Regions from separate parts of the Mus musculus genome. Here region 1 is linked to region 2. A link is a loop called in an ENCODE intact Hi-C map of the cell type or tissue named here. Cell type or tissue: left cerebral cortex. All regions are shown on one strand. Each heading gives the region's core, and the rest is flanking DNA. Links, peaks and the distances in the headings are about the cores only.

Region 1 (15,848 bases), core at 4,747-7,246, 180 kb before region 2:
TGGCAGTTGGTGAGGGCTCCTCCTGACCCAGTCCCACGTGTCTCCATAACCCTTTCCCCATGATCACCCAAACCTACCTGGGATGGGAGCTCTTCTCTCCCTGTCTCCTTAGCAGATGGACTTTGTTTTGTGGGCTTGCCTTCCCTATCTAGTCCTAGCATGGAGATTTGGAAGTCACAACAGTTGGATTCAGGGCCTGAACTGTGCTTCTCCCTTATTGACTTATTTATCCTGCCCATGGGTGACTTTATAAATAATAAGTTGGCAGATTCATTCTATAAAGAACCAAAGTAAATATCCTAGGCTTTGTGAGGCATGAGTGGTTTCCTCCTCTTTGTTTTTCTTTCTCCACACCTCTAATAATGAATGTATCACTTCCAGCTTGCTGGGTGTTCACTCAGGTGGTAAGTCAAATAGAACCCGCTGGTCATCGCTTCCCAGTCTGTTTTCCAGGTTTTTGCCATTCAGAATGTGGTCTGTGGAGTGGTACTGTGAGCACCACCTAGGTGCTTCTCAGGCACAGAATTCCAGACTCTATTGCAGACTACAGAACTCAGCCCTTGTGCTAGCTGGACTTCCGTACAAGTCATATGGACATTATAGTTAGAAAGATATTAGTCTTTAAAAGACACTGTTTGCTGGGGATGCCTGCCATTATTTCTCATTCTTGGCCTTTCCAAAAACCTTCAGCTGGTATTGAAATAAATTTGTGGTTTGCATTTGAAGTTCTCATAGGTACTGCATAGGTGAAATTCAAGAATATATTTGTGCATTATTCAGAAGCAGTCAGCATCTATTTAGTAGTAGTTACTATGATTATTTTGGTGTGCTGGCCTCAGTGCTAAGTACCGTTGCTTCAGAGTCCAGTAAGATGCTATCTCTGACCTTAGGCATGTTTAGGGCAGGGCAAGAGGGCTGTGAGTTATTGTGAAGAGACAGAGAGACAAATGCTGTGGGTCCTCCTACCTGAATGGAAACTTTGGATAAGAGTTCAGCTTTGGGCATAGGCCTGTAGTCCTAGCTCCTGGAAAGGTGAAGCAAAAGGCTCAAATGTGTGGGCCATAGAGGGAGTTCAGGACTGGCCTGAACAATTTAGTGAGATGCTGTCTGAAAATAAAAAGTGAAAGAACACTAAGGTTGTGGCTTAACAGTGGAGTGCTTGCACGGGTCTGAGGCCCTAGGTGTAATCCCCTTTACTACATGTAGGAAGACAGGCAATCACGTCATAGGCGGTTAAGGAGAAGCTCTTCATGTGCTGGTCTTTGACAGCTTGTCTATCTCCCAGTGCTTGACAGTTGTGGTAGCAACCATGCAGCCGGCAGGCATTCAAGCATGCAGACACAGTGTTCCATCCAGTCCTTGTTCAGGCCTCAGATATCAAGACCCTTAGCTCAGAGTGTTAGAGTTCTTGTGTAAGTCAGTATTCCATAGCATTTGATACTAGCCAGTGTTGCAGCTTTTGTCTTAGGGTGTCTGATAATGTTGATTTTAATGAGTTCATGGTTTCCAGGAGCTCTTCTAGCGAACAGAGCCCGTAGTTCCTCCTATCTGTCTCCTTATTAGTCTTTTATCCCTTTTCACCTCTGCCCCTTCTTGTCTTCTCCCTTCTTAAAAAAAAAAAAATTTGTATTTTACATATGTGGGTGTTTGTTTGCATGTGTGTCTAAGTACCATGTGTGGTCAGTGCCTTTGGAGGCCAGCAGAGGACATTAGATTTCTTGGAACTGGAATTACAGATAGTTGTAGGGATCACGTGGGAGCTGGGAACAAACCCTAATCCTGTAGAGGAGCAGCCAGTGTTGTTAACCACTGAGTTGCCTCTCCAGTCCCCGTCTCTCTTCTCGCTTCTCTCCCCCTCCTTTGCTCTGTCCACTCGTGAACTGTCTGGCTGCTGCCACCCTGGCCACTGTGCTGTGCCTGTTGCTTTTTCTTTGTGTTTCCATCTCTGCTCCATTAACAAAAGTAGGCAAGAAAAGACCACTTACGAGAGGACATTTGTTGGGAATAATTGGGCAGAAGAATGTCTCCTAGCCTATCTGCTTATAGAGCCAAGGAGGGGATCATGCAAATGAACGTTTGTGTCCCCATGAATTGAGGCATTGTTCCTCCTGTACCAGTCACAGCAGCCCCTCAGCATCCATCAGGATAATTGTTCTCTCTAGCCCGAATAGACCTGGTTACAGAATATCACAGCCTACTGAGGGTTGTGATGGCAGGAACTCGGATACAAACTGTTTGAACCGGTTGTGGCTGGAGCTGCACCTTCAGGAGCTGGCAATCATTTCTCAGTTTACTTGAGTGAACTGAGTACTGCTCACAGCCAGAGAGGGAATTGGGGGAAAAAAAAATCACAGCACACTTCACATGCACAAGTAGTCCTTTTGCTAGGTCATTAGAATTAGTGACCTGTGGCCTCTGGCCTGTGGGTAAATGATTGCCAAGTCCTCTAGAGTTCAGCAATGTAATAGAAAAAAAAAATCTAGTCATAAACTATTTGAAATAGCCAAAGCTAGCTGGGGCTGCCCATCAGGAACCAGACAATTAGCTGTAATTGTTGTATAGTTTCTTCATGCCATCCCCTGGAACATTTAAAGTGGTCAGCGTTGCCTGGCTGTTTGACTGACCTTTGGTTAAGGCAGCTGGGAGTCCAGCAACTTGAAGTTACAAAGTCAGGTTGCCCATTACCCAGAGGCTTGACTTATTTACAGAAAAATGAACATTAGAAGGCATGTTTACTATAAGGGCTTGCCAAAATTATTATTAGCACTGACATAAATTTTAGCATATTTCAGCAGTACAAGGAGAATAACTGAAGTATCCACAGATTCCTTTTTTTTTTTTCCCTTTGGGACAGGCATTCCATAGCCACAAGGTGTCAGTGTTACCAAAGTATTCTGACTATTAGCTCTCCAGCACCAGGCATCCTAGTCAGGACCTACCTAGAGCCTGTGTGACGCCCGCCCCTGCCTCCACCCCTGCCCTGACCACCCCCCCCCCCCAGTCCCCCATGCTTCTCTGTTCTCAGCTTCTGAATTACAGCTCACTGTGGCCTATCCCATGGACCTTAAAGTGAAATTCCTGCAACTTTAGTCCTCTGTGCCCAATACACTGTTGTATCTTTTTTTTCTGTTTGTTTGTTTTTGTTTTGCTGATCCCTGGCTCTTCTCAGCCTTTTCTAAGCAGGCTGCTGTCCTGGACTCAGCATCAATCATGTTTGATGGATTTCTTTTGGTATTTCTTCCATGACTGGTGATGTTTTCCTCTTATGCAAACCTGAGAGTATGCAGTCTCCTCTCCCATTTTTTTCCCTCCAGATTCTCAGCTCACCAAAGTAAGTAGCCTAGAGTTAGTCCCTCATGGTTCCTTACACCAGTGGCCCAAGGAGGGAGCATGGGCTTGGGAACTAGGCTTGCTTAGGCCATGTCCCAGAGTTAATCCCTAATAGCATCGTTCCTCTGTACAGCCACAGCAGCCCCTCTGCATCCATCAGGATGGAGGTTCCCTTTCTAGCCTTAGACCTGGTTATAGGATATCACAGCTTACTGAGGGTAAGGAGTAAATGTGGGTTCAGGCAGACTTGGGGGGTGGAGGCCTGGCTCTGACATCGGCCATTGGAAAGGCCCAGGGCATTCTTGTTCACTTAACACTTGAAGTTCTGCTCTATCCAGATGTTCTAGTAGGTGAGTCCAAACAGCATGTGTCAATTGTCTTTGGGTTTTGAGGGGAAGACAGACAGCAAACAAGTGAACAGTGTCTGAGTGGCCCTGGGCAGAGAGCTGCCCGGGCTGTGCAAATGAAGGCCACACACAATCAGAGCGAGACCTGATGACTGAGAAGGAGCCAGCTCGAGAAGGATGGGTGTTCTAGTCTGGAACAGAAAAGAGGCTCTTATGCTGGAAGTGCAGGTGAGAGCAGTGACTGCAACATGGGCACAGGAAGTGGACGAAGTGACTTTAAGAATTGCCTTTGTTGGGCTGGCGAGATGGCTCAGTGGTTAAGAGCTCCAACTGCTCTTCCGAAGGTCCCGAGTTCAAATCCCAGCAACCACATGGTGGCTCACAACCATCTGTAACGAAATTTGATGCCCTCTTCTGGAGTATCTGAGGACAGCTACAGTGTACTTACATATAATAAATAAATAAATCTTTTAAAAAATTGTCCTATGGTAATGACATAAAAAAAAAGTCTAATGTTCTAAAAAAAAAAAAAGAATTGCCTTTGTTAACCCGGGCTAGTAACTGAATACATCTCAATGGGACCATTAGGAAATAGATAAAAAGGAAGTCTTTTACAACAGATTTTAGTCTCTGTCCTCAGTGAGAGGTACATTTTATTTTATGGTTTCATACATACAAATAAATGCACATGAATATTAGTGGACCAGAAGTTTCACAAAACAATACAACTTTATGATAGAATCACCAGTATTTATTTCAAGTCTTGTTTCCTTTTTGAAATACTGGGTTAACCTCCTAAAGTGATGCCACGGGTTCCAACCCACTGAGATAAGTAAGGTGTACAAAGTTCTTAACACTGCAGCAGGCATATGGTACAGATTGAAGAGTGTCACTATCACGACTGTAACAGTAAGTTATCTCTTAATGTTTTTACAGCTTCCCCAGTATCTGATCCTTGACAGATCACATAGGAAATGTGGCTGGCCCTGACCATGGCAGGTGGTAACCATGAAGAGCCTGTGGGCCAGTCTGTTGGCATCTCACATGGTTGATCTTCGTGTGTCATCCTGATAGGGCAGAGCCTATGTTGGCTACTCCTGCTGCTGTGGCTCCCTATTAATGGAGTCTTTCTTTGAGGTCTATGTTTCCTCTCACTCAGAGAAGAAGGGGGAGATAGTGGTGAGAGGTGTGGCTCAGAAATACAGGCGACCTTCTAAAAGGCCGATTGTTTACCTGTTATAAAGCAGGGTGTGGAGTCTCAGGTTTACTGGAGGAGACTGGAGGCTCTGTGTGAGAGGCCTAGACAGGGAGCAAGGGATGAGATCTTGGGAATCACTCTTTTGGTTGCCTAAATCACTCAGGACTTTAGCCACAGGCCAGGATTTTCTACTTTGTATTCTTTACAGAGGCAAAACTCAAAACTCTGGAGAGAGGAGAAAGGATTTGTTTGGGAGGAGCATTTTAAAAGATTAGCTATTCTCAGAAGAGTTTCCCTGGCAGAGCTGTTTGTGATAGAAAAGACGAGACTTAGTCAAGTAGCAGTAGAGAAGGTGGATAGCCTGGTACAGTCTCAAAGTGGACAACCTCTCTCTGGCAATGGAAATGAACTATAGCTGCCTGTATTCGTGGAGGCTAAGTCATCAGGTGGGGGCAAGAAGTCCACATGATGCGATTCTGAGGATCAGGCTGATCTAAACAGTATGGTGCTTAGGTATGCATGCGTCCGTAACAATGCTGAGAAGACAGTAAAGACACACACCCTGAAATCAAAATGGTGGGGAAGAGCCAGGAAACTCTACGTTATGAATATCCTTTTTATTTTAGTCCCTACATGGTACATGCTAGACACACACACACACATACACACACACACACACACAGACACACACACACACACACACAGAGAGAGAGAGAGAGAGAGACTGAGACTTGCTTTTTATGGATACGAATATGTTTCCTAGTTAATAGTTAAGAAAAACTGGCCCTTTTTTAGGTGGATGAAAATATTTTCCCACACATTTGAATGGCTCTGTCATCATTCTTGCTTTTTTTTTTTAAAGTCACTATTGTTGAAAGTGAAAGTGTTGAGTTTCAGTCTTCGAGATTTTGGACATTATCAGGCTTTCGTTTCTGCATGGCTCCTCTTCTCTGGGGCAGGGGAGCGACCAGGCTAGATTATTTTACCTCCTGTGGATAAGGGAGCCCTATGCTATTTTGGAAGGTACCCCAAGATGATACCAGTCCTGATCGAGTGGAGCAGTGTGGCAGGTCCTCCAGCCATTGGAAGAAGCCCAAGTACCAGGGTCTGTTGGTGTCTCTCCAGCGCAGACTGGCACAAGCCTCTGAACCTATCCGCCGTGATGTCCTCGGCAGCCCTCCCACTGCAGCTGAGCCAAGGGACAAGTTACATGAACAGTGGCCAGCAAGGAATGGCTTGCCAGACAAGTCTCAGCCAAAACACTCACAGCATGCCATGGTCATCTAACATGAGAAATACTGTAGGCTTACAGCCATCGAACCAGAAAACGTCACTGAATTGTGGAGACTTAGTTTCTCTGAACGACAAGTGGGGAATCAGAAGGCTGGCTTGCCTACCTAAGAAGGTTTCTTTACCATATGAGATCATGGAGTCTCAAGTTGAATGGAGATAAAATGCCAGGCTTTATTAGTAAATAGCTCTTAACTTGAACTGTTCAGCAGAAAGTCTCTGTGGGAGGGTCGGGCATTTGTCAGAGTCAGATGTGTAGTTACCTGATCAGATAATCATCAGATAGCACCAGGAGGCTTATAATGGGCATGAACGGACCCCTACTGCTGTGCCCCCTTCCCACCTCACTTCTCAGAAGCAACCACACCATGACCAGTGTTACGGAGACCCTGTCTGAAAAAGAAAGGAAGGACGGATGGAAGGAGGGAGAGAAGAAAGGAAAGAATCAACTCCTTTGCCTCCTTTTTCATTCCCTGCACTCCCAGTCTTTATCTATCTGCCTTTGGAAGGCTCAGTGTCTTTAAATGTAGCTGGTTTTTGTTTTCTGGTTTTGTTGCTGTTTAATGCAAATCAGGGGAAAGGATGAGTGTGTCCAGCTTTCCCACTGTCTCTTCTGCCTTCTGCCACCTCCTTATTTCCAGCACTGCCTTTTTAGCTAGCTGTCAGTATGCTTTGTTACACTGTCTTGTGTAGTTCTTGTAGCACCAGGGATCGAACCTGGTGCCTTGAGCATGCTAGGCAAGTGCTCTACCACTAACCTGTATCTCCAGACAGGATGGGTCATCTTTCATGCTTTGTCTCAGTATTGGTTCTAAGTTGAAAAGTCATTGAACAGCGCTTTCCTTGCTTTGGCATATCAGTAGCATTTGCTGCATGCCGAAGCAGGATGCTGGTATTGTACCTTCTCTCCTACCTTCACAGTGGATATCACCATGCTGTGTAGAGTGCCTGTGACTCCAAGGTCAGTGATTCTCATTTCCTAGGTTCCAGTAGATCCTCCGAATCATACTGCTTTTTAGTCAGTAACATTTAGTCAGTAACCAGTGGGTTTTTACAGCTTTTACGTTTTTGCATGGTGTTTCTGGTTGCCTCTCTTCACTGTGTTTGGAAGAATGCTATGGCCTTTCTCCCTGCTCCTGAAGTGACTCACACATTGGTTTCAGTTTGGTAATTCATTACATGGCATACGCTACCTTTCCGTTTGCAGGAAGCCCTTTCCTGCTCCTCCTGTCTGGACTGCCCATGGTGCCGGCACGCTATGCAGCTCTCAACCAGAGACTTCTTTTCACATTTTCTCTAGGTCAGACTGTGTCTTCTAAATTCGGTGTCTTTTTCTTTCTTGCTTTCCTTTCTTGATTAGCTGAAGCAACTATAAAATAATTCCACAGAAAGATATGTGGGAGTAAATCCTGAACCCTTTGTTTTGTTGCTTTCGGTTGATTTGTCTAGTTGAATTAATTTTCCCTTCAAGCATTAAAAACATTGATCTGTTGACTTCAAGCCATCTGTGTCACTGTTAAGATATCTGATGCCAGCGCTAGAGAGACTGCTCAGACATTTAAGGCTAGGCTCATAACCAAGAAGACAACATAGCCGATGCCAGCCTGATTCTCATTGATGTGAAGGAACCTTAGGGTGGGTTATTTTCTTTTTATTACCTTCATTAGGTATATACAACATACTCTGTTGATCTTTGATTCTGAGGGCTTTTGTTTTGTTTTGTTTTTGTTCGGTGTCTACATTGAGCATTCCTATCTATTGCTCTGAGTTATCTGAGGCCATTTAGTTTAAAGTCTTCCATCGTCCTTCTGCTCTGTGCATATGTTTTTCTCCCTGCTTCTTTGATTTCTTTTCACTCATTTCTTTTTGCTTGACCCCACCCCACCCCCAGTGTTACACTGAAACTCTTGTGTTGAACACAACACTTCCAAGATTGAGTTTTTTTAGTTGTCTTACCTTCTCCATGTCTTTTCCTACTCTAGTTTGATACATAGTCTTCACTTTGTGTCCCAGGTGTTCTAGTGTGGGCACTCCTTTGGCATTGATATTGTAAATTCTCCCGTTCTCCAGTTTCACTCTCACAGTATCTTGCTCTTGCTTTAGGAAAGCTAAATTGTGTTGGGTTTCTCTGACACACTAATTAGAGATGTTGTTTTTAAATTATCTCCTGACCCTGAAACTATTCATTCCTCTGGGATCTGGTTCCCTTGTTTATCTTGGTCATTCTTCTTCAGGCTTCTGGTTTCCCTCAGTGTCTGGTGATGCACAGTAGTTCATTCATACTTAAAAATGAAGCATTGGGTGCATATTCTTTGAGGGCAGATGTTTGGGCTGCCCCCATTGGTCCCATTTCTCCTGACTCCCACCCCGTTCTTGGCAACCTTGTGGCTTTATTCATTTTACTGCCATTGCAGTGGACTTTTTTTGTTTATGAAGGCAGTGTCTCACTATGTAGCCCTGGCTGGGTTGGAACTCACAGATCCACTTGCCCTCACAATGGTTGATCTCTTTCTACAGTAGGCCTCTGCCCTGAATGGGAAGCTCCTGTAGTACTCTGGCTGGGAGAGGGGCTTATTGGCTGCCAGACTGGGTTTCAGTGGCACAGTTTGACTGGTACTATAAGTTCATGCTCCCAACTGAAAAATAATATGAGCTGGAGACCCTGTCAGGCCTACAAAGCTTCAGGTATTTAGTAGCTGGCTTTTTATAGAAGTTTGTCAACTTTTTCTCTAGTTCCTTGGTTTAATATTTTGGAGGCCAGCCCTCCTGTTTTCACCTGGCATTAGCTGCTTCCCCTGGGATGTGGCAGCGATGGAGCCAATTAGTGCACTTGTTCTGCAGACAGCCCTTAAGTTGATCTCAGTTTTCAGCTTCATTTCCCTTCCCATCCTCAGGAGCTGTTTCTGAGAACCCAGCTTTCCTCCTGGAAGATCTGATGATCTCTACGTAGCCTACTGACTGCCTATGTGGCAGCTTCCTCCTGCGCTGTCTTATATGTTCACACTGTGCTTTTAGTTTCAAGGAATGAATTGGTCCCATTTCTCCTGACTCCCACCCCGTTCTTGGCAACCTTGTGGCTTTATTCATTTTACTGCCATTGCAGTGGACCTTTTTTGTTTATAAAGGCAGTGTCTCACTATGTAGCCCTGGCTGGGTTGGAACTCACAGATCCACTTGCTTCTGCCTCCTCGGTGCTGGGATTAAAGGTGTATGCCACAACCTCTGGCCTATGTGGTGAGCTTTTTTTAATGACCAGGGAGTCACCATTAAATAGGAGTTGAGTGTCTCCCACATATGTCTACATTTGGTGGCTGAGGTTCCTGTAGATATCTGTAGCATAGAACACAGCAAGTTGCCAGGCAGTGGCGCATGCCTTTAATCCCAGCACTTGGGAGACCGAGGCAGGTGGATTTCTGAGTTCGAGGCCAGCCTGGTCTACAGAGTGAGTTCCAGGACAGCCAGGGCTGTACAGAGAAACCCTGTCTCAAAAACAAAAACAAAAACAAAAACAAACAAACAAAAAAGAACACAGCAAGTTACATCATTGAGAGCACACCAGAGAGAATCCAGACAGATGGAGACCTTAGCATCTCCCTCACTCCTATGCACACATTCCTGGGTGCTCTTGTATAGTGGGTGTGTGTACACACACATGACAAGAACCATGGGCATCCACCTTTGTAAAAAGTACATTCCTTTGAGCTAGCATTTCCTCTTCCTGATATCTGGCTCAGACACAAGCTCATGTGTATGAATGAAGGGGTAGAAAATATTCAGTGCAGCATCATTTGTGATAGACCAAAACAAGAAGAGAACAACTTAAATGACCCTGTGAGGTCAGTAAAGCATGGGGTATGCATATCTTGGGCTACTCCACAGTAGTACAGAAAAGAGGGAGATCCAACGGGACCCTGGGGAGCTCAGGTGATCACTTGTTCTTCAAGAGAACTGAATATGTGTAAGTTCATATTAAGATAAACACATAAAAGCAAAGGCTGTGATGAGGACCATCTGATGAATGTTAGTATTGAAAAAACTGAGGCAGGCCTGGTGTGGTGGTATAAGCCTTTGATCCTAGCACTTGGATCTCTGAGTTTGAGGCAAGCTTGGTTTACAGTTCCAGGCCAGCTTAGGATATATAATGAAACCCTGTCTAAAAAAAATAAGAACAGGTAAAGGAATGGGGTTAGACTTGTGAGTTCTTCAAGACCAGTGTTGTGATACTTGAATACATAGACAGTTTTTAGGTGCTAACTCATCAAGTAAGACGGGTGCAAAAAAAAAAAAAAACAAAAAAACAAAACAAAACCAATAATAAAGACCTGTCTGAGGCCTCTGCTGCTTCCTTTACAGCGTGCCTTTGACTCTGGTCAGGCAGAACCTATCAGTTAACAATTAAGTTTTTCATAGCTCCAAACCATGTGTGTTCCAGCTGAGATGACCCCTGCGTACCTCTAGCAGTGGTTCTCAAACCTTTCTAATGCTGTAGCCTTTAATACAGTTTCTTATGTTTTGGTGGACCCCCCCCCCCCATAAAATTATTTTTGTTGCTACTTTGTAACTGTAATTTTGCTGTTATGAATTATAATATAAACATCTGATATGCAGGATATCTGATATATAGTCCCTGTGAAAGGGTCACTAGATCCCCAAAGGGGTTGAGACCCACATGAGTTAGGGAGCTGAGAATTGCTGCTCTAGGGTATGTATCAGTGAGGGACAGCCCTAGGAAATGTGTGTAGCCTCTTCTAGATGGACAGGGTTTAATGATGTGGAGGGCTGGAGGTAGACAGGGTTGCAATGCTGGTTTGTTGCTGTTTGTTTGTTCCCTTTGGTATTTCTCTGTGACAGTCCTGGCTGTCCTAGAGCTCACTTTGTGTGATGCCAGTTTATTAACAGGACTGACTGGAAGTGAGCTCTACTGAGCTGGTATCACTGCTTAAAGATGACAGGTTTCTCTGTCTTTGCTCATGCGTTCTTTGCTGGTGTGTTTAGTTAACCTGAGTGTGCCAGGGCCCTCTGACCTTAGAGGGACAGCAGAAGATATTAAGCAGAATGATTCCAAGGTGGGAAAAACCCTGATACCCAACTCAAATTCTTGACCCAGGACCTGTGCTCCCTTTCCTGATGGTTTGACTCATGTTTCTTCTACTGACAACAGCAGTGGCCTCTCTTCTCAGCACACTCTTTACTGGCTGGAGGAACCATTTCATTCAGAGCACTTAGGAATGAGTAGATGGAGAGTAATGAGGAGTAGCCATCACAGCAGGAACTGTGTGCTCTTCTCTGCCTTCCTCAGATGGGGACAAGGTCCCGAGGCTCTGAGCCTCCTTGCCCAGCGACAATGGGTGAAAGCTGATTGCTTGCAGCAAGTTCCATCACCACAAGTGATGGTGGCTGGTTCTGTGTTTATTCCTCACTCGTACATCTAAGTAGGTCACAACCTAGAATTCCCAGCTTCTCTCTTGGGGAGTTATCCGGTGCTTTGGCCTTCTTTCCCATGCCACAGTGTCCAGGGGTGCTACATCAAGAATTGGCACCCAACGTTCCTCTGAGTGAACCAAGCAAATACTTTGAATAGGAGAGCTAAAAGAAGTGCTGTCTTCTGGAGTGTTTGGCTCCTGTGGTCTGTTGTACTCACCTCCATAAGAAGCAGGTGAATTCTCAGCTTTAAGACCAGGGCTGTCATTCAACAGTTCTACAATCTCACTATGAATCAGCTCTCTGACTTCTGAAGTGGAGCTTTTCAGAGAGCTCTTTGACCCACCGCAGCATTTGCTGTCCCCCAAGACTACCATTCCAGCTACCAAATTTGCCTGGGGACCAGGAGACCTAGGGGTTTTTTTATCCGGTGCTGTCACATGCTTCCTTTGGAACTTAAGATGTGGAGAAGTTGACTACAATCTTGCTGAGGGTTTTGCTAAAGTCAGCATCTGCCTCCCCTCTGTCTTCAGCAGCATTCCTGAGTTTTTACAGAGACAGGTCATTAACAGCAGAAGCTTGCTGCAAGGATCTGACCCGCCCTCAGCCACGCTAACCCTTCATGTGGAGGTCTGTTCAGGCCTCCCCTGAGTACTTCCACGGTGCAGGACAGTGACACCACACCAAAGCCTGTGACCAACAGCCAGCCTCCACTCCTCCCTCTGACTCTCCAGCCAGGGAACATCCACAGAGGAAGAGTGTGAATGCAGATCAAGTAGGTGGTCCTTCCACCTGCCTCTCCCGAAGGCTTTCTGTAGGAGTCCTGTGACCCACTGCCCTGCTGGGCCTGCTGGGTTGTGTGCTCCCTCACCTGGCTAGCTCTGGGAGGCTCTTGAAGTGGTAGGGATCGAACTCCAATCATGTTCCCTGCTCTTGCTTCTCTGTCCTCCCAGGGCCGCATCTGGGTCACATCAGTGGAAACTGGCTCATCAGAATGAAGGGAAAGCAAAAGCCACAGACAGAGACATTGAAATGACCTCATCCTGCTCCAGTCCAGGGCTTGGCTGGGGAAAGCTGCCTTGTTTGAACATGTGTGTAGGAAGGAGAGCAGACTGTCTGTGGTTTGTGTTTTCATGTTCATGTGCTGCAGCATTTTCCTGGGGATTTGGCTAAGCTGGCCTTGGCAGTGAGTGGCAGCAGCTGCTCTTAACTTTCTTCTGGAGAGCCCCGCTTCCCACCTCCAGGAGCAGTTGGTTTTCTGTGTCCAGCTTGGAGACAGAGGGGCTTTACTTAATGCAGAAGACCTTGCAGGAGATCCACAGGTCTGCTAAAGTCAAGGTGGAGCCACCGTAATCAGAGCCTTACTTAGCCTGCTCATGTGAGCCACAGAGAGGAGGACTATGTGGGCTGCTGTTCAGCTGGAGTGCATCAGTGTGACCATCCCACTGCTAGAACATTCTTGTGGATAATGAGCTGCTGCCAGAGCCCAAGGGCTGGGAACACAACTACTTGGCTCTTCTTCTAAACTTCTCTACCCCATGCCTCCTTCCTCATGAGCTCATACTAGTGATGGGGAATGGGAGCGGGATGGGGAGCATGTGGCGCAAATGTTAAGTCACTCTGTGAACAGTCAGCTAGAGCAGGGTCCTCTCCAGTTCTACTCTGAATATTCTAGAGCCTGTTTTCCAGCCACAGCAGGCTACAGTCTGTGTACCGTATCCTAGCAAGGAGAGGAGTAGAGTTTGGATGTTCCACTTCCCAGGAAACATCATGGTGAGACAGGCATAGTGGTGGTCCTCTCTTTACACTTTAACACCAACCACCCCCAGTTTACGATCCAGTCACACTGGCATCTCATGTTCGATAGCTTTAGTAACAGCTGTCTTTGTGTTTAGCAGTAGGGTTGGGGCATTCGTGTTTCTATTATCTGATGGAGCTGCTTTTGGAAAACATGGCTATAGCACAGAAGATTATGGCCCTATGGAATGAGGAAGACTGCATTACATAGAAAAGCCAGATCCCATATATTCTGACCCCAAATCCACTTAATAGTGTGTGAGTGGCTCTGGGCAAATTGCTTAACCTCTCTAGGTCTGTTACATTTTGGGGGACATGTCTCACTATATAGCCTAGCTTGCCATGAACCTTGCTGTGCAGGCCAGGCCAGCTTTGAACTTGTAGTCCTGCTCCTACCTCTCAAGTGCTGGATTATAGGTGCACACTACCACACCTTGCATTTTTTTGTTATTACTATTTTTGTTTGTTTGGTTTTTGGTTTATTTTTGTTGTTGTTTTGAGACTGGGTCTTGCTGTATAGCCCAGCTGGCTTTGAATTTGCAATTCGGTGGCTGTTTAGAAGGATGGCTTATTTTTCTGTTTCTGATGTATTATTTTTCCTCCAATGTATTTTTATATATAGTGATGGATTCTTGTTTTAGAAAATTGCAATAATAAAAAATGACTTAAGATTTTAATTCTGTAAAAGTCTGCTGCTAGCAGGAGTGCTCTCTCTTCATGCTGGAGTATATTCTTCAGGCTCTTTGGTGCTATGCTTATGCAGTTGTATGTGCACACACTTCAAGTGCTTTGTAATGCATTCCTTCTTCTTTAGCCTGTATTGATCCTGGTTGGTTCTGTAGGTAGATTGTGGCCTAGCTACCAAAGCACCTGGATTCAACCTCTGTTAGGATGATAGCACACAACGAAGTCACTGCTTCTAGTGGTGGCACATGCCTGTGATCCCGGCACTCAAGGAGGCAGAGGCAGGCCATCTTTGAGATGGAGATCAGCCTGGTCTATAGTGCAAGTTCCAGGATAGCCAGAACTATACAGAGAAACCCTATTTCAAAACAACAAACAAGCCAGGTGGTGGTGGCGCATGCCTTTAATCCCAGCACTCGGGAGGCAGAGGCAGGCAGATTTCTGAGTTCGAGTCCAGCCTGGTCTACAGAGTGAGTTCCAGGACAGCCAGGGCTACACAGAGAAACCCTGTCTCAAAAAACCAAACCAAACCAAACCAAACCAAACCAAACCAAACCAAACAAACAACAACAACAAAAAAAAACAAACAAAATTGCCTTATAGAACAAATGAATGAACTAATCAAGTGGCAGTAAATAGCTTCAAAGAAAGATAAAGCATTGGGAAGAAGGCAAGACGGGCATATAGGATTCTAGTTTCAAGGGGCAGTCAAAATGCTCAACCAAACATGGCCTATCAAGTTGCAGTTAAGTCTAGGCACCTCCCATGTATTAAGGTAGATGAGTCAACCCAGTATGAGGAAAAGAGTACCCAAAGCAGGCAAACAACATCCAGAAACAACCCCTGCCCCCACTGTTAGGAGTTCTATAAGAAGAGCAAGCTGTTTAACTGTAACACATATGTAGGGGGCCTAGGTCAATCCCATGCAGGTTCCAAACTTATCGAATCAGTCTCTGTGAAGTCCTGTGAGCCCAAGTTGGTTGATTCTGCGGGTTCTTGTGCTATCCTTTGACCCCCAACTGTAAGAACAGTCCTTCCTCCCTTCTTCCACAGGATACCTTGAGCTACACCTAATGTTTGGTGGTGGGCCTCTGGGTCTGTTTCCATCTGTTTCTGGATGAAGACTCTCTGATGACAATTGGGTTAAACACCCATCTATAGCAGACTATCATTAGGAATCATTGTCTATTCTAGGTCTCTGGGCTATCCAGCCTCTAGGTCCTGGTCCTCAAGGCAGTGTCAGGGGTGGGTTCCCTCTCTTAGCATGGATCTCAAGCTGGACCAGTCATTGGCTGGCAACTCCCATAATTTCTATGCTACCTTTACCCCAGCACATCTTGTAGGTAGGACAAATTGTAGAAGTCTTGCCTGGTTATAGGAAATGGCCAGTTCAGGTTCTGTTTCCCTCATTCCCAGGAGTCTTAGCTAGGGTCACCCTCATAGATCACTGGGAGTTCTCCCTCCCTACCACCTTTCCCACCTAGTTCCCTCCCTCTATCCATCCTGGATGTCTATTTTATTTCACTTTCCCAGTGAGATTCAAGCATCTCCCCTTGGCTACCTTGTTATTTAGCTTCTTTGGGTCTGTGGATTGTAGTATGGTTATCCTGTGTTTTCTGGCTAATAACAACTTATTAATGAGTACATATCATGTTTGTCTTTCTGGGTGTGGGTTACCTCACTCAAGATGATCTTTTCTAGTTCTATACATTTGCCTGTAAACTTAATGATGTCATTGTTTTTAACAGCTGAATAATACTTCATTGTATAAATGTACCATT
Region 2 (15,848 bases), core at 7,284-9,783:
ACCACAGAAGTTCATTTTTTTTTTTTTCATAGTCCCTGAGGGTAAGAAGCCCAAGACCAGGGCAGACTGACCCAGTGTATGGCAAGGGTCAGATGCCTTTTTGTTAGTGGCTGTCCTCTTCCATCTTCACATGGTGAAAAGGACAGGGGACTTTCTTAGGCCTCTTTTATTTTATTTAAAATTTTTTTCCAAATAGATTTTTTATTAGATATTTTCTTTATTTACATTTCAAATGCTATCCCAAAAGTTCCCTATACCCACCCCCTGTCCTGCTCCCCTACCCACCCACTCCTACTTCTTGGGCCTGGTGTTCCCCTGTACTAGGGCATATAAAGTTTGCAAGACCAAGGGGCCTCTTTTTCCAATGATGACCGACTAGGCCATCTTCTGCTACATATGCAGCTAGAGACACGAGCTCTGGGGGTACTGGGTAGTTCATATTGTTGTTCCACCTATAGGGTTGCAGACCCCTTCAGTTCCTTGGATGCTTTCTCTAGCTCCTCCATTGGGGGCCCTGTGTTCCATCCTATAGATGACTGTGAGCATCCACTTCTGTATTTGCCAGGCACTGGCATAGCATCACAGGAGACAGCTATATCAGGGTCCTTTCAGCAAAATCTTGCTGGCATATGCAATGGTGTCTGGGTTTGGTGCTTAGGCCTCTTTTAAAAGGACACTAATTTCATTCATGTAGACGCCCTCATGACATAACCACCTTCCAAAGGCTCTATCTTTACTCTCTTGAGACTTAATTCAATTAAGGAGGTTTTGTGGCAGACAGGGCATTTAGGCAGTTATTCATAGGATCACGAATTAGTTGTGGCAATCCTAGCCTGGCTGCTTCTGGCTCGTCTCCTCTTCTGAAATACCTTGTTCTAGGGTTTTCACCTCTAGTTATTCTAGTTGGGGAATAGGATGGGGCGGTTGGGAAGGGGAGGGTAGTGGAAGAAACGGCCTGAGGACTAAAGTGAGCAATGAAACAAACAAGCAAGCAAGCAACAAGCAAGCAAGCAACAAGCAAGCAAACAAGCACACACAGGGGGAGTGAAGCAACAACAGAAGCACTTCCACAAGAAGAGAGGCAGAGCTTGTCCCTATGCACCTGAAACCACCACCCTTGTCTCCCCTTATCTTTAGTTTCACTCTCCATCCTGCACCCCCATTCTCTCCCTCAGGCTCACCTTGGAGTAGGTGGCTCCATTGATGACCTCTCCTTTACGTAGCCAGATGATGGAAGCCGCAGGCTTGGCATTGTCTGCGTGGCAGGTGAGGTTGAGGGGGTCCCCTGCCCGAAGGCTGATCACAGGCCCCCCTAGGATGATGGGGTCATCTGGTGGCACTGTGAGGAGAGGAGGAGAGAGGTTAAGTTGGGGCAGGCTTCTGTTTGACATGGCAGAGGATAATGGGCAATAACTGCTGTACTTTGATAAGGAACATCACCCTCTGTATTAGGGTGATAGGAACATTCATGAAAGGATGTTTTGTTCTTCATCTTGTCATGTCAGGAATAAACATGTCATGACTGGCAGGTATCCCTAGCCTGCTTCACAGGCCTGGAAGCAGTGCTTTGCAACTCAAGTACCATTTATTTGTATAGTTTTTAAAGAATGTATTCTTACTTGTGCATATGCATGTGCCTGCACATAAGTGCCAGTGCTCTGAGGTCAGAGGCACTGGATCCCCTAGAGCTGGAGTCACAGGCTTTTGTGAGCCACCTGATGTTTGTACTGGGTACCACATTCTAGTTCTTGGAAGAACAGTACCTGCTCTTAATAACCGAACCATCAATCCAGTCCCAACACTTTTTTCTTTTTGCCAAGCTTTGTTGCATCTCTCACAACAGTTTTGCAGGGAAGACAGTATTTTTAACCCAATTACAAAGACCTGGAAACAGAGGCTCACCAAGAGACTTGCTCAAGGTCACATGGTGAATGCATGGCAGAACTGGGGCTGGCCCTTGAGGCCCCCTCCATCACAGATGACAGGTGACAGAACAGGTCTTTGGATCTTTAGAATTTGCATTCCTTGCCTTTTCTGATCTCTGCCCTTCACAGTTGCCCCTGCACCTTCATCCCTACTCAGAAGGAACCTCCCTAACCTGAGATTATTCCCCCCACATGCAACAGTGTGGTTGGTGATTGGTGGCTCCATCAAATAACCATATGCAAAAAGGGAAGGACATGGGATTGTCCCCTTCCTGTGGAGCAAGTCCCCTTGCAGGGCCAACACAGAACTCCATGACTTGAAGCATCAGTACAGACATCCACTGGCTCTAATGAACCACCTTGGATTTCCATGAAGGTCGCACTGTAGGATGGGCAGGTATGATGGGAATCAATTATTATGCAATGAGAAAGCTTTGAGACATCAAGAGTTGACTAAGGACACAGATTCTTGTGCTGCTGCTGGGGTTGCTGGGCATAGTGAAGTTCCCCAGGCCTTTATTGCTCCATGGACAAGTCATAGAGGAGGCAGGGCTCCATGAAGACCATCCGAAGAGACTGTCCCTTGAGAAACCTCTATCTCTTCTACTGGTGGGTCTATTCAGTTATCCCCAGAGGATGGAAGGGACTCAGAGACTCCCCTGCCACAGTGGAGGTGGGAACTTTGCATATTCTAAAGAATGAAGGGCAGATGGGTGGGTGGGTGATTAGCAAAGATCTTCTAGAGCAAAGGTCTTCTTATAGGGCTTTTAGGGTCAAGCCATCCCTCCGGCTTGACCCTCAGCAAACACCCTTGCTTGGTGGCTTCGGTGTTTTCTAGCTATAGCTCAGAACCTGCTTGCCTTTCTACTGTCTGTCAGCCCCTCACCTAGTCCACTGGACTTCACTAACATGCAGGAGAATCCAATGTTTGGCTAGGCCAGTATACCCAAACCAGCAAGACTTCAGGTTGGTTATCCCTCTTCTGACTTCTGGTCCTGGCAGAACCTGGCTCAGTTCTTACATCTCTCTCTCTTTTTTTTTTTTTTTTGTTTTTGTTTTTGTTTTTTGTTTTTTGTTTTGTTTTGTTGTTTTGTTTGTTTGTTTGTTTTTTTTTTTGGTTTTTTGAGACAGGGTTTCTCTGTGTAGCCCTGGCTGTCCTGGAACTCACTTTGTAGACCAGGCTGGCCTTGAACTCAGAAATCCACCTGCCTCTGCCTCCGGAGTGGTGGGATTAAAGGCGTGCGCCACCACACCCAGCTTTACATCTCTGAAGAACCATCCCTTGAGGGATCTCAACTTTGTTGGACTTTAGAGATGGGACCACTCATTTATTAAAACTAGCTCTGGGTACCAAAAAGATCCTGGCCCAGGGAGGAAGTTGGCCTTATCTAACCTTCTATGCCCATAGCTCTGAAGCCAGGCCTCTCCAGGAGGTCCTGGAGCTGCCAGGCTGCAGGATACAGGCGGGTATGGTCTGGACACCGAAGATAACTACTTGTGCCCAGTATACCCTCTTATTAGTGCCTGTGGCCTCCTTGGTGTAGGCGTGGCTGGAGAGCAAAGTGGGGTTAATTAGGAGTTTCCATCAATGGGGGTGTGGCTAGTGACTGATGGAAGGAATTTCAGCTTCCTGCAGTGGGGGTGAGCTGGGCCCCTCCAGCAGTGAGGGCTGGGATTTGCAGTGTTCTCTGGAAAGTTGGGTGGTCCTGCTCAGCTCTTAGTAGTGGAAGTCCCCTCCTCAGTGTTGGATGCTCAAGAAAGATGAACTCATACTCATGAGTTGGGCTGGGACCAGAATAACTGGTCCCAGAGCTGACGGACTGCTTGGCCCTTTTGGCATCCTCTGCCTTGCAGAGGTGAGTCAAGAAACGTGGTTGGCAGAGGGTGTCCTGGGTCAGGATGACAGTAAGGCAGGCTCCCCTCTCCTTGTCAGTGTCTTCAGGTAGAGAGTGTGAGCACTCCTTCTAGCATTGGCATGTATTGAAACAAGACGGGTTGGCTGGCAACCTTCTGAGGAAGTTTCTTCAATCTTACTGCTGCCATGATCTCTTATCTATGAGACCCCAGAACCTGTAGCTGGATGTTGGGCATCAGGTTATTTTAAAGCTTCTACCAGGATGTGGAAGAGGAACCACATTTGAGCACCAGATTTTCTCTGGGCTTTTTGTCTTAGGTGAATAGAGCTGTTCTATATTCTGATCAAGGTGCAGGTGTATGTGTGTGCCTGTTTGTGTGTGCATGTGAGCGCGCGCTCTTCCTAGACTCATCTGGAGGTCCTATGCTTCCCCTCCTTGCTTTACCAGTGTTGTGTTGAGGAGATTGCATGAGCAGAATTGGGGATGAGGGGAATCGGGAGCGGAGAAGGGCTGTGTTTGTGGGAGTTCTTAGGCACGCACACACATTCACACACACAAACATCCACCCTCAGAATGGGTCCTGATTACATCTTCCCAAATAAGTGGTTATCATGCTGGTTATTCATGTAGCCATGCATTATTGATTGGCCTTCGCCTCGCTGCACACCAGATGGGGGTGGGAGGGGTGGGGGGTGCAGTGGGTGGGGTGGAGTGGGTGAGGAGGGAGGATGTTTGGGGGGCCATCCGCTGAATAGAAATCAACACTCGTACTTGGCAGCTGTAGCTCAGATGGGAGATGTGTGTGTGTGTGTGTGTGTGTGTGTGTGTGTGTGTGTGTGTGTGTGTGTGTAGGGGGCTACTCATTACCTCTCCATTCAGATGGGGCCCATTGCTAGGACCATGTGGGGAGGGGAGGAAGTCTCAGAGAAGCCCAGGCCTGGAGATGCATTATTCATGCATCCCCTCACAGGATTGGTTATTATCCTGAACCACTATAGAGTTTGGTCTCCTAATTTTTAATCACAAGGAAGGTGGAAGCGTTAGCCTTTTTGTGATTAATCGGGAGATAAAAATAGTTGACTGTTTTGGTGTTGCTCCTGTTGTCAGTCAGGAACTAAATTTGCATTAACTGTTGGGGGACCGAGGCCTGGGGAAGACCCGGGGAAGACCCGAGTGGAGCCCAGGCAGTCTCTGGTTTTGAGCCTGCTTCACACAGGGCCAACCAGAGTGAACATACATACCTGACCCAACTGGCCCCTTGAACAGAGGGGAGCAGAAACTCCCATTCAGGTCCTCATCATAGAGGTGGTGCCTCTTTGTAGTTGACCTTTCTGTCACCCTGGGTTTGGGTAGCATCTAGGCTCGGTCTCTTCTTCTGAAGTGTCTTTCCTCTGGCACCTGCCCTACAGTGGGCAGTGTAAGGCATCTATCGCTCACCCTCTGTGGGTGGGGAGCCCCTGAAAACCCTCTCTGAGCTCTGCTACAAAGAACAAGGGCATCTCTTTGGAGGGATAGGATGGGGAGATATTACACAGTCCACTCTACATGGACACAAAGAAACTGAGGCCCAAGAGAAAAAGGCTAGCCCAAGGTTATCAGGGAGGAAGCAAAGAAGGAAAAGAGGATTTGGAAGGCACATCCAGGCAGGTAAAGCTTCTACTTGTTGATATATTAAGCTAGCCTCCCCTCTGACACCCACCCTCACCCCATTCAACAAGATTCTGTATCTAGAAGCACCATAGGACCTTATAGTTATCCCTGAGATGACCTTGAACTTGGAGCTGGAGCTTGTGGTCAAGGTTTCTTCCCTTGCAACATGAGTTGGATAGAAGGCTGCCTAGGGCTAGGGTTGGAGGACTGTTGTCCCATTCTGGGCTGCTGTCAGCTCACTGCTTTTGTGCTTGACAACTGTATAGAGTCAAGCTCATTTAAGTCATTGGTTTTGGTTTACCAGCTTGGTCAACCCCCTTCCCCACTCAGCCCTGCCCCCAGAGCAGCCCAGATTCATTGTCTTGGGGTAACAGTGAGGATGTTTCATCCCATTGGTCACCCAAGTGGTTTCCTGGTTGGGTTTCCAGGAATTCCTCAGATACCATGTCAACCCAGATGGCTGGCTCCACAGACAGCCATCTGGGCACAACTGCCTTGTGAGTCAGCAACAGCCACACAGAAGGCTTTGTGTGGCAGCAGGAAGGATGGGAAGCCAGCCAGGCCATCTTCTTGCTTTCAGCCAGCATGGGGGGAACTCACAGAAGTTAGGCTTTGACAGGGCTGATCTTTAACTGACCAGCAGTGAATTCTCCATCCTATAATGGAGACATTTATGCAAAACTTGAATTCGTCCTGTCCCTGTTCTACCTCAAATCCTCTGGGGCTCCCACACTGTACTTGAAACATGACTTGCACTTAGAGTTGCCCACAAACACTTTCACCCATGATCCCTAGTATCCATGAGACACCAGTCCACCCATCTTTCTTTGTCCCCAGGCCCTGGCCCATCAGCCCCTCTGCATAAGGGTCAATAAGGGTGCCATCGTCTCCCCAGAGGGGCTTGCTCTGGTCACCCTGTGTAACACCCCCATGGCTTTCTGTTGCAGTTCTCATTTTGTCTTCTTCATCGACGAACGGCAAAGAACAGGAAAGGTCTTATCTGCCATGGTCCTGGTGGCATTGCTGTGCCTAGGTCAGTACCCAACTCACAGGGACATCTATATACATTTGTTGAATAAGTAGTGAAAGATCCTCTTGGGAGGAAGCACAGACATTGTTTTATGAGGTCCATATTTTTATAGTTTCTCTCTCTCTCCCTCCTTCCCTCCCTGCCGTGTGTGTGTGTGTGTGTGTGTGTGTGTGTGTGTGTGTGTGTGCTCATTCAGGGTACATTTGGGGGAGTGGTGGGCAAAGTTCTTCCTTGGTCTGGATAGACAACTGTGGAGGAACCTCTAAGCTCTAGAGAGAAGGATGCTGGAGCTAAGGAGGCTTAATGTTCGAAGTGGTTCGTAGCCTGCCTCCTTGGAGCCTGAGGCTTCTTAGCAGAGAAGAGGCAGCAACCCCAATTTGCCTGATTCACAGGCTGGAGAGAGGCTGCAGGCTAAGCTCAGAGATGTTTGACTGTTGACAGTCTATACGTCCTCTTTCAGGGGTCCACCCAGCTCCTGCCCTGGCAGCTCTGGGGAAGGATTGGGGAGCAGCCTGGGCTGTACCATGAGTCCCAGTGTTGACTAGAGCTGGAGAAGGGCAGCTGGAGTCAACCATCAAAAGAGCTTCAGAATTTTCTTTGTGTTCTCTCAGTGACAGCCCTATATAATGGTTAGCCAATGTTTCTTTTTGCCCTCTCCCATCCCACAGCCCTTGATCCTTCTGTTCTCCCCATGCCTACTTGGTGTCCTGAACTTTGGATCCTTTGGCTGCCATACAACTCCTCTCTTTGGGCTGATAACGAGACCCCAGGAACTCAAGGCTTATGCCCGGAGGCATCCAGAGGCTACATCTTCACTGGTGAGCTTGCTAAAGACTGGGAACATTTTCGAATATCCACGATTGAGGGCCACTGCTCTAAGGGTCTGCTAGAAGAAATTGCAGGCTGATGAGTGTGAGGCCGGAGGACTAGACAGTAAGAATAGCTCTGGGGTTCTCCGTCCCTATGGTAGCTCCATTCTTTCTTAGCTTGGGTTGGGGAAGAGGCAGGCTGCCTGCACTAAAGTCAGGAGACCCTGTTTTAGAGAAGGTGCCATCTCTTCAGCTTGCGATGTAAGGGTTCTCCTATCCCTTCTCCTCCCAACCTTTAAAACTAGCTAAGAGGCCATTCTTTTCAACCAGTCTTTCCAGAGTCTTCCAGTTGGACCAAGTAACTTCTGGCTTTATACTGCAGTATTCCAGGCTCCCTCCCATCTCGAGATCTGGCTTGCCTTAGGGAAGTATCTGTGCCAGCCGCCTCTCCGCTACAAGGTAACTTTGCTGGTCCTGGATCCTCTATACTTTGTATAACGTGTAGTACAGGACACAGTGTGGCATGTGTATTTGCTGGGCTGAACTTGAACTTGGCATAGACTGTCACTTTACGAGCTTTTTTTTTTTTTTTTTTTTTATTACAGACAAGTTAAACAACCTGATAAATTGAGCCCTCTTATCTGGGAAGTGGGGTAATAAAAAATACTTATCCTGCCGGGTTATTAAGAAGATTAGGTTTATGTCATAAAGAACAAGGCGAGGGCTTTGTAAAGAGTCACCAGGTTCTTATGCCAAGTTTGCTTGGTGATTATGTGAAAGGCGCTGTGTCAACTGTTTCTTGTTTCATTGTCAATGTCCTTTGAAGCAGAATCTACTAAAACCTCCCTTTTACAGGTGAAGGAACTGAGTTCAAGAGGTAAACTGCTTAGGTAGAATCACACAGCTGGAGGTGATGTCATCAGAACTCAGACTGCGGCTTGAGGTACACTAATGTGTTCCTAGAATCAGAGCCTCTCAGAGATAGCTCCTGCAGCCCCACAGCCCTGCTCATTGGCCTCTGGTCCTCCTGCCCTCATCTAGACACTGTAATTCCCAGGAAGATTTAGCACCTCCCCCCCCCCCCCCAAAAAAAAAAACATCTCGCTGCTTTTCCTCAAACCTGAATTTCAGAGAGGTCCAGAAAGCACAGGCCAGGACAGGTTTGTGGCTGGTGCTTTAGTGACATCTGCTAAGTGAATGGATGCAGATTTCTGCAGGTCGGATCCACTGATTGCTCACTTTTGTGATTTTTCTCTTTTCAGTCTCTGAACCACGCATAACGCCAGCTGCTTCTTTCCTCACTTACATGGACGTGCCACCTATTGGCCAACACGCAGAATTGCAGGATAGGATATCAAGATAAGAGTGGACCTGGTTTTCAGGGTAGGCGTCCAGTGCTATCCAAATGCTCACCTAGAATATTTGTATGGAGAATCTACTATATGCTAAGCCCTGTTCTAAACACTAGGAATACAAGCCACTGGGTCTGGTGGGAGTATTAGAAAGTAAATAAATAAAAACTCTAATGTTGATAAACATTAGGCATACACCTTGGAAGGCAGAGTATGGACGAGTGCTGGGAGTTTAAGCCCATCCTGATTACAGTGAGAATTTCAGACTGGGTGACCTTGAGAATCCCCCCTCTTGTGTGTGTGTGTGTGTGTGTGTGTGTGTGTGTGTGTGTGTATGTATTATGTGTGTGCATATTTGCTTGCATGCATTTCTGTGTGCCACATGTGTATGGTACTTGTGGAGGCACTAGATCCCTTAGAACTGGAGTTACAGATGGTTGTAAACCACTAAGTCATGGCTGGAAACTGAACCCAGGTTTTCAGCAAGAGCAACAAGTGCTTAGCCACCTCTCCAGTGGCCTCTCTTATGTTTTAAGACAGGGTTTCTCACTGAAGCTAGAGCTTGCTGCTTAGGATAGAGTCTGGGATCTGACTGTCTCTGATACTCCCTCTTGACGAGATCTGGGGTTAGACCCATACCTCCATATCTGGCTTTTTACATGGGTGTTTGGTATCTGAGCTTAGGTCTTCATGCTTGCATAGCAAGCCCTTTATCCCCTCCCACTCAGCCGTCCAGTCATTGTCCCAACATCCTTGGTTCTTTCTGTTTGGTTCCCTCCCTAGGTTTGCTCATGCCGGGTGTTTCTCATTCTCTACGCCATGCATTCAAAAGTGTACTCTGCTGTCATCTTTATGCCAATCAAATAAATCTCAGGCAGGAATCTGAGTTCAGAACCCATACGCCCATCAGGGTCTCAGGAATCCCAGGTTGGCTTTGAACTCACTGTGTAACCAAGGATGGCCTTCAACTTCTGATCTCTGCTCTGAGTGTTGGGATTCCAGGGTATGACACCATACCGGGTTTCATGCAGCATCAGGGAGGCCTCCACACGTGCTAGGCAAACACTCTACCAGGGAAGGACATCTCTAGTCTCAGAGTCATCAGGTTCTAGTTGCCTTCGGTCTTTATAGCTCAGTATGTCTGATTCAAACTTCCCTTCTCTGCTGCAAGACCTGCTCCTTCTTTTTTATATTCTATTTGGGGAAGTGGCCCCAGTGTTCAGTTACTAAGACATCCATCTACCTTCTGGATTCCACTCTTCATGTTGCATGGCTAGACACCTTCTTGAGTCTCTGAACCTCGTTCTAGTTTGCCTCTCCTTTTCTACTCCCGCTCGCTCTCTGGTTTGGGAAGTCACTGTTCCTAGCTTGGGTTATAATGCCTTGCCCTTCCGCAAGACCTCCATCCCAGCCCCCTGTCCTCTACACTGCTCCAAAGTGGTGATTATAAGAATCTGCTCATGTTGGTCCCGTGCAACAAGGCCTTCAGTTTTTTTCTCTAAGGCCTTAGCTGAACTGGACAGTTTCTCTTTCTCAACTGTAGCCTGGTTTTGTGGTGCTCTCTTGCCGGGCAGAGGGAGCTGGGGGCGGGGGATAAAAGGGGTGGAAGAAAACCTGCGTCCTGCCAGAGTTCCGGTGCTCTGAGCAGGCGGATGCAGAAGGACTGCTGCACGCTTTCCACGCGGCCCGGGTGGGTGTCTGGCTGTGTGAAGTCACTGACCCCAGCTCGGAGGGTGGTAGACAAGGGCCAGTCCTAGGTAATAGGTTCTCAGTCTTGGGCATCCCAGACACCGCTGGACACCGCAGAAGAGCTGAGAACAGAATGGGGGCCCCAGGGGCGGCTTGGCTAGCTCTGGGGCCGAAGGGAGGAAAAGGCAGGGTGAGAGTCCTTGGTCAGGTCCGTGGCTGGAGCGCAGGGTTAGACACAGCTTATTAGGGGAAAGCCTATCCAATCGTTCAAGCACAGCGGGCCTTGATGAGCAGAGACATCATAAAATCATAGACTGTTTTTTTTTTTTTTTTTTTTTTTTTTTTTTTTCAAGACAGGGTTTCTCTGTATAGCCCTGGCTGTCCTGGAACTCACTCTGTAGACCAGGCTGGTCTCAAACTCAGAAATCCACCTGTCTCTGCCTCCCAAGTGCTGGAATTAAAGGCGTGTGCCACCATGCCAGGTAAAATCATAGACTATGATTTTAGAGCTTTATTGTAGAAAGGCAGGGAAAAAGAGAAAAGGTAGAAAGAGAGAGAGGCTGGCCATGGCCACGTTGGGGGGGGGGTGGGGAGGGAGAGAGAGAGAAGAAGGGCTAGAGATGAGAGTAAGAAAGATGAGAGCTTAAAGAGAGCGAGGAGGGGCCAAGCAGTCCCTTTTATAGTGGGCTGGGCTATCTTGCTGTTGCCAGGTAATTATGGGGAGGAGCATATCTGGCTGTCAGGTAACTGTTGGGGTGGAGTCTAGCCAGAATGCCAAAAGCTTAGGACATTGTCTGCGTGACTTATAGCCACACATCTTTCCTGTGGGGGTTGTGGGGGCAGTAACTTCGACAGGATACAGGGGTCCAGGAGACATGATCAAACACCTTCTGTCCCATGTAGGGGGGAAATCACCACCCATCGTGTCCCCCGGGGTTCAAGACCTATGCTCAACTGGAGACCTGGCTGCCTGTGTGCAACCCACTGCCCTACACTCCCTCCACTAAGAGAATCCTTATTACAAGTCTACCCTAGGCAGGATCCCATAATTTTCCTCTATCATCCCAGAGGCTATTCTTGGCTTTATTAACTCCTGGTCTTTCTTTAAGACTTAGGTCATTATCACAGAAACTGTTATTCTTCACCCCTGCTGCCTTCTTCCTCCTCTAGCCTCTGTAATACTTGGAGACCATGTGCCATCTCCATAGGTACATGTGGCACTTGTAAATCCCCCTCTGTTAATACATGTGGCACTGGGTGCATGCACCATCTGTTGGCTCCACTGATCTATGAGCTGCTGAAGAGCCTTGGGCACACTTGGCTTTCTGTCACTCGTTCTTAAAATATGACTGGCCCATGCTTAGATGATGTTTGTTGCCTTGTGCCTTGCTCCATCCTGACCACACCAGAAGAATCCCCCCTCTTGGGCACATGAACACTTCCTTGTTGCATCTTACACATACCTTACATGAGTGACACTCATCTCTGTGATAATGACTTGTGGGCTTGTTTCAAGTTTTCTACAGTTCTGGGGTGGAGGTCTTATCATTTCTTTGTGGTGATTCTATTATGTAGTGCTTTTCCTTTGATATGATCATAGGGAAATAGTCCTCATATGAACAGTAGCTTACAGAACAGCAAAATGCTTCTGGATCCCTTATAGACATCATTTGACTCTCTAACAAGGTTGTGTAAAGCACATGCAGAAACTATGCGCATCCTTGAGGTGAAGAGACCAAGGAACTAAGTTTCTTACCCAGAACACACAGCCCATAAGTAGCAGAGCTAGACTGTGCCTCAGGTTCCCAGAGTCATCACAGGATGCCCCAAAATGTAGACTTCAGGAAAATACTTGTTGAGTTAGTACATTAGTATCTCCACCTTAAGTTTACACTTAGTAGGGCATCCTGTATTTTATCTGGCAGTCCTGTAGGTGAGTTAATTAATATAGGTGTCTTCACTCCCTCCTTCTAATCCTCTCTATTCCTATTTTGGTCTGTATGAAGAAGGTTTAGGAAGGAATATAAAAGGAATGTTTCATGATATGGAATGTGCTATTGTTAGTATCTAGAAAATTTTTTAGTTATTATTCATAGTCATAAAGTTAATTCTACAATCTACTTGGAGGGTGTCTTAGTTACTGTTCTGTTGCTGAGAAGAGACACCATGATCAAAGCAACTTATAAAAGAAAGCATTTAATTGGAGGCTTGCTTAATAGTTTGAGAGGGTTAGCCCATGGCTATCATGATAGACATAGCAGCAAGCAGGCAGGCATAGTGTTGGAGCAGCAGCTGAGAGCTTATGTCAGTCTTTTATAGAGAAGAGGCAGAGAGAGACTGGGCCTGGCATGGTCTTTTGAAACCTCAAAGCCCACCCCTCCAGTGACGTGACTTATCCACAAGGCCACACCTCCTAATCCTTCTCAAACAGTTCCACCAACTGGGAACCAAGCATTCAAACACATAAGCCCATGGAGATCATTCTTAGTCAAACCATCACCGAGGGGAGGGAGGAAAACATGGAGCTCAAAGAGCTGCAGGGAGAATACAAGGTTGTGGGGTGCTGTGGGCAGATGGGGTAGAGGGGTGCTCTTCCGAGCTATGGAAGCGTGGCCTGCTGTTAGGATGCACTGAGACACAATATCAAACTGTCCACTGGCAGCACTGCTGAGCTTCTTGCCAGCCTTGCCATTCCTGGACCCAAAGCATTCCATGGCTTCCACAATGCTCATGCTGTCGTCTTTAACATCCCCAAAGACCACAAGCTAGCCATCTGTCCTCTCAGTTTCAGAAGTGCAGGAGTCAGCAGTGTCTGGACAACTTGGATCCTGAATTTTCAAATGCCCAAGTATTCAAGGTTTTGGTCTCTAGATTAGTTGTTACTGGAGGTGGTGGAAATCTATGGGAGGTCTTTGGGTTATCAGGGGCGTGTTCTAAGAAGGTTTTGTATAACCCTCGCCTCTTCCTCTTTCTCTTGCAGTCACTGGACTTGAAGTGATTATTTTGCTCCACCATGATGTGTCAGGCACAGGCAAAGTGACAGTGATCCTGGACAAAACCTCCTGAAACTGAACAAAACCAACCCCTTTCTCTTAGCAAGTTGATTGTTTCGGATATCTGTTACAGTGACAGTAGGCTGACAATCAGCCAGTCTGTGGCATGGTAGCACAGACACGTGGTGTGATAGGAAGAGGAGAGGGTAGAGAGAGAGAGCGAGGTGTAGACTTGAAGTGATGCTGTTTGGATTGGAGGATGCTGTGCTAGAGACTGCATTTCATCTCTGCCCCTAACACAGATGGAGACTCTGGGCCTGCAGCTGCCTGAGGTTACCTTCAGGGGTTCAGGATATTGGGAGGCCTACTTTAGTTTAGACCTTATGCTGCTGGGAAGAAGCAAGGGTGGCTTGGGGTGAGAGATAGGATATCTAACTTGGTTACTGTCTTCATCATGCACGGGCCAGTTCCCTAGCTGTCTGTGCTGGGTGTCTGTTAGAGACATTACGGTAGCTGATTCACAGGATTGGCATACTGATTAATGAGCTGATGCAATGTCTATAAACATGCCCCCTCATTTCAGAGTTTTTCACCATGGTGAGAAATCAGTACATTGGAGTTCTTAGTGGTAATGCCTATTCAATAAGTAACTGCATATGTGAAAAAGCCTTGCTTCAATCTCTTGTTCTGTTACTATCTTGCTCCATGTTCTGAATCCAGCCCTTCTCCCGAGACAGAATAGTAGGTACTTACCCCAGAGTCCCCCCACAACTGTGCTAGTGAGGAGGTAGCAGGGGCAGTAGGAGTGCCCAGGGAGCAGGGTCAAGGGAGACAGATACTGTCAGGGACAAAGAGTCAACAGTTCCCTGTTTTCCCTTTCAGATTAAGACAGGGAATGGTCTGTGTATTTTTCAATAAAACCTTGAAAGAATGTATGCGCTGTCTCATCAGAGAGGGGCCGTTTGAGGGGAGATGGCTGTTTTACTAATTCAGCAAGCAAACAGATCAGAGGAAGCTTATGAAGCTGGAGGAGCGTGAGGGGGGACCAAGAGGGCTGTGCGGCGAGCCACGGACAGACGCACTGCCCTTGCTCATGTGCACGTGGCCAGCTCCTGGTGGTGGTGTGAGGATGTTGGGTGGGCAGTCAGTGTGGGAAAGGTTTGAAGGAGTGCTTTCTGTCCTGTGAAGGCAAAACACACAGCATGGAGAGGATGAGGGAGAGGAAAGGTTTGGGTAGGGAGGGCAAGGAACAGCTGGAGGGCTTCTACAGCCCTCTAAACCCCGTTGCAGGGTCTGGCTCCTCCCTGCAGTTGGTTCCTGTATGCCCATGGGGACCTCCTAGGGCATCCCCTCCCAGGATTTGTTGCTTTCTGTCTACTTCTGATCCTCACCTTATTTTAGGCTCTTCTGCTTGTCTGTTCCAGCCTGACTAGTGTGTGTGTGCTATGTTGCTAGCACGATCCAAGCACGATCCAGTTTAATACAGTAACTTGATATAGTGGATCCTATAGAAGTATTTCATTCTTACATATGGGAAAACTGTGGCAGAGACTGGCCAGCCCACTAATGGCAAGTCATACTGCTGTCACTGGGAGCCAGAAATCTGGTCTACTCCTAATGGTGGCGCTCAAGGATCTCCACACACAATCCTCCAGATTTGCTTCAGTTGCTTTAAAGCCTTGAGGCAGCCATCCTGGTCCCTCAAAAGCCAGGCTGAGACCAGCGTCCCCATTGGTCCCATAAATAGAAACCAGAACTGATCTGGTTGGCTTTGCTATAGGCTCCCACCCGGCACATGCACCTCCCAAGGAGCGCTGTGGCTTTCAGAAAGGAGGAAAATCAGGCCAGGTGGGGGACCTTCCCACCCACAGCCTGGAGCCCTAGAAGCCTCTGCAGAAATCCAAGGGCACAGGAAAAAGGGTCACCTCATTAAAAGGCTTAAACAGTAAACACAGGACATGCCGGCAATAGTCCTTTTAAAAGGGCAACTAGGAACACTGCCTTTTGCATTATAAAATTGTACTTGTTAGAGGACAGAAGCGGGAGGCAGTGGAGTGACCATGAGCGAGGAGGATACAGGGACAGACAAGCACAGAGGAAACAGGCCAAACTGAGTGCAGGCCACTCACCCAAGGAAAAGACAGATGTGAAGGAAGACAGCCGTAACACCAGTGGCTGCCTGCCATGGAAGGAAGCCACAGAAGTACATTCTCTAGGCCTCCTGCCACAGAAATCCATTGTAGGGAATCCCAGAAAACCACTTAAATGTACCTTTCCACCTCAAGAAAATGTACCAAACTCACCACTTGCCAGCATCCCAAGAAGAGAGAGTCAACATCTTATCTCTGACCCAAGCCCTTCTTCCCCAAAGTACAAGTGTGAGAGGGTAACAGACTCATCATGAGGCGGTGTCTTAATTCTCATCTCCAGCTTGGCCTGACATGGTTTTGAGTTTTCTCAGCCTCTTTGCAGTTTGTGGCAGGAATAGGTATTTCTCGGCAGAGGCTCATGGCTTTTGAGCCTCATTCTGCAAAGAGAGGGTAC

What was found. Peaks named below come from ENCODE experiments on the same cell type or tissue, not always from the same donor. Only the 100,000 strongest peaks of a DNase experiment are listed, where the experiment ranks them.
Region 1: a loop joins it to region 2, with 4 times the contacts of the local background. A loop is called at or near these places in 13 of 42 quality-filtered maps.

The regions. Positions count from the first base shown.
Region 1 is chr9:35,153,390-35,169,237 of GRCm38, reverse strand. All of the region lies in intron 2 of Dcps (decapping enzyme, scavenger), which reads left to right. Among named protein-coding and RNA genes, the nearest start is that of Dcps, 15 kb to the left of the region's middle. In left cerebral cortex, for the core only: no CTCF peak of the experiment used is centred there; a DNase peak (open chromatin) is centred at 6,031.
Region 2 is chr9:34,976,426-34,992,273 of GRCm38, reverse strand. Kirrel3 (kirre like nephrin family adhesion molecule 3) reads right to left here. Exons shown (of 17, transcript NM_001190911.1): 5 at 1,182-1,339. Kirrel3os (a long non-coding RNA gene) reads left to right here. Exons shown (of 16, transcript XR_003948304.1): 4 at 6,379-6,464; 5 at 7,130-7,279; 6 at 7,601-7,729; 7 at 8,126-8,213; 8 at 8,533-8,653. Among named protein-coding and RNA genes, the nearest start is that of Kirrel3os, 23 kb to the left of the region's middle. In left cerebral cortex, for the core only: a CTCF peak has its summit at 8,598 (motif pointing left); a DNase peak (open chromatin) is centred at 8,561.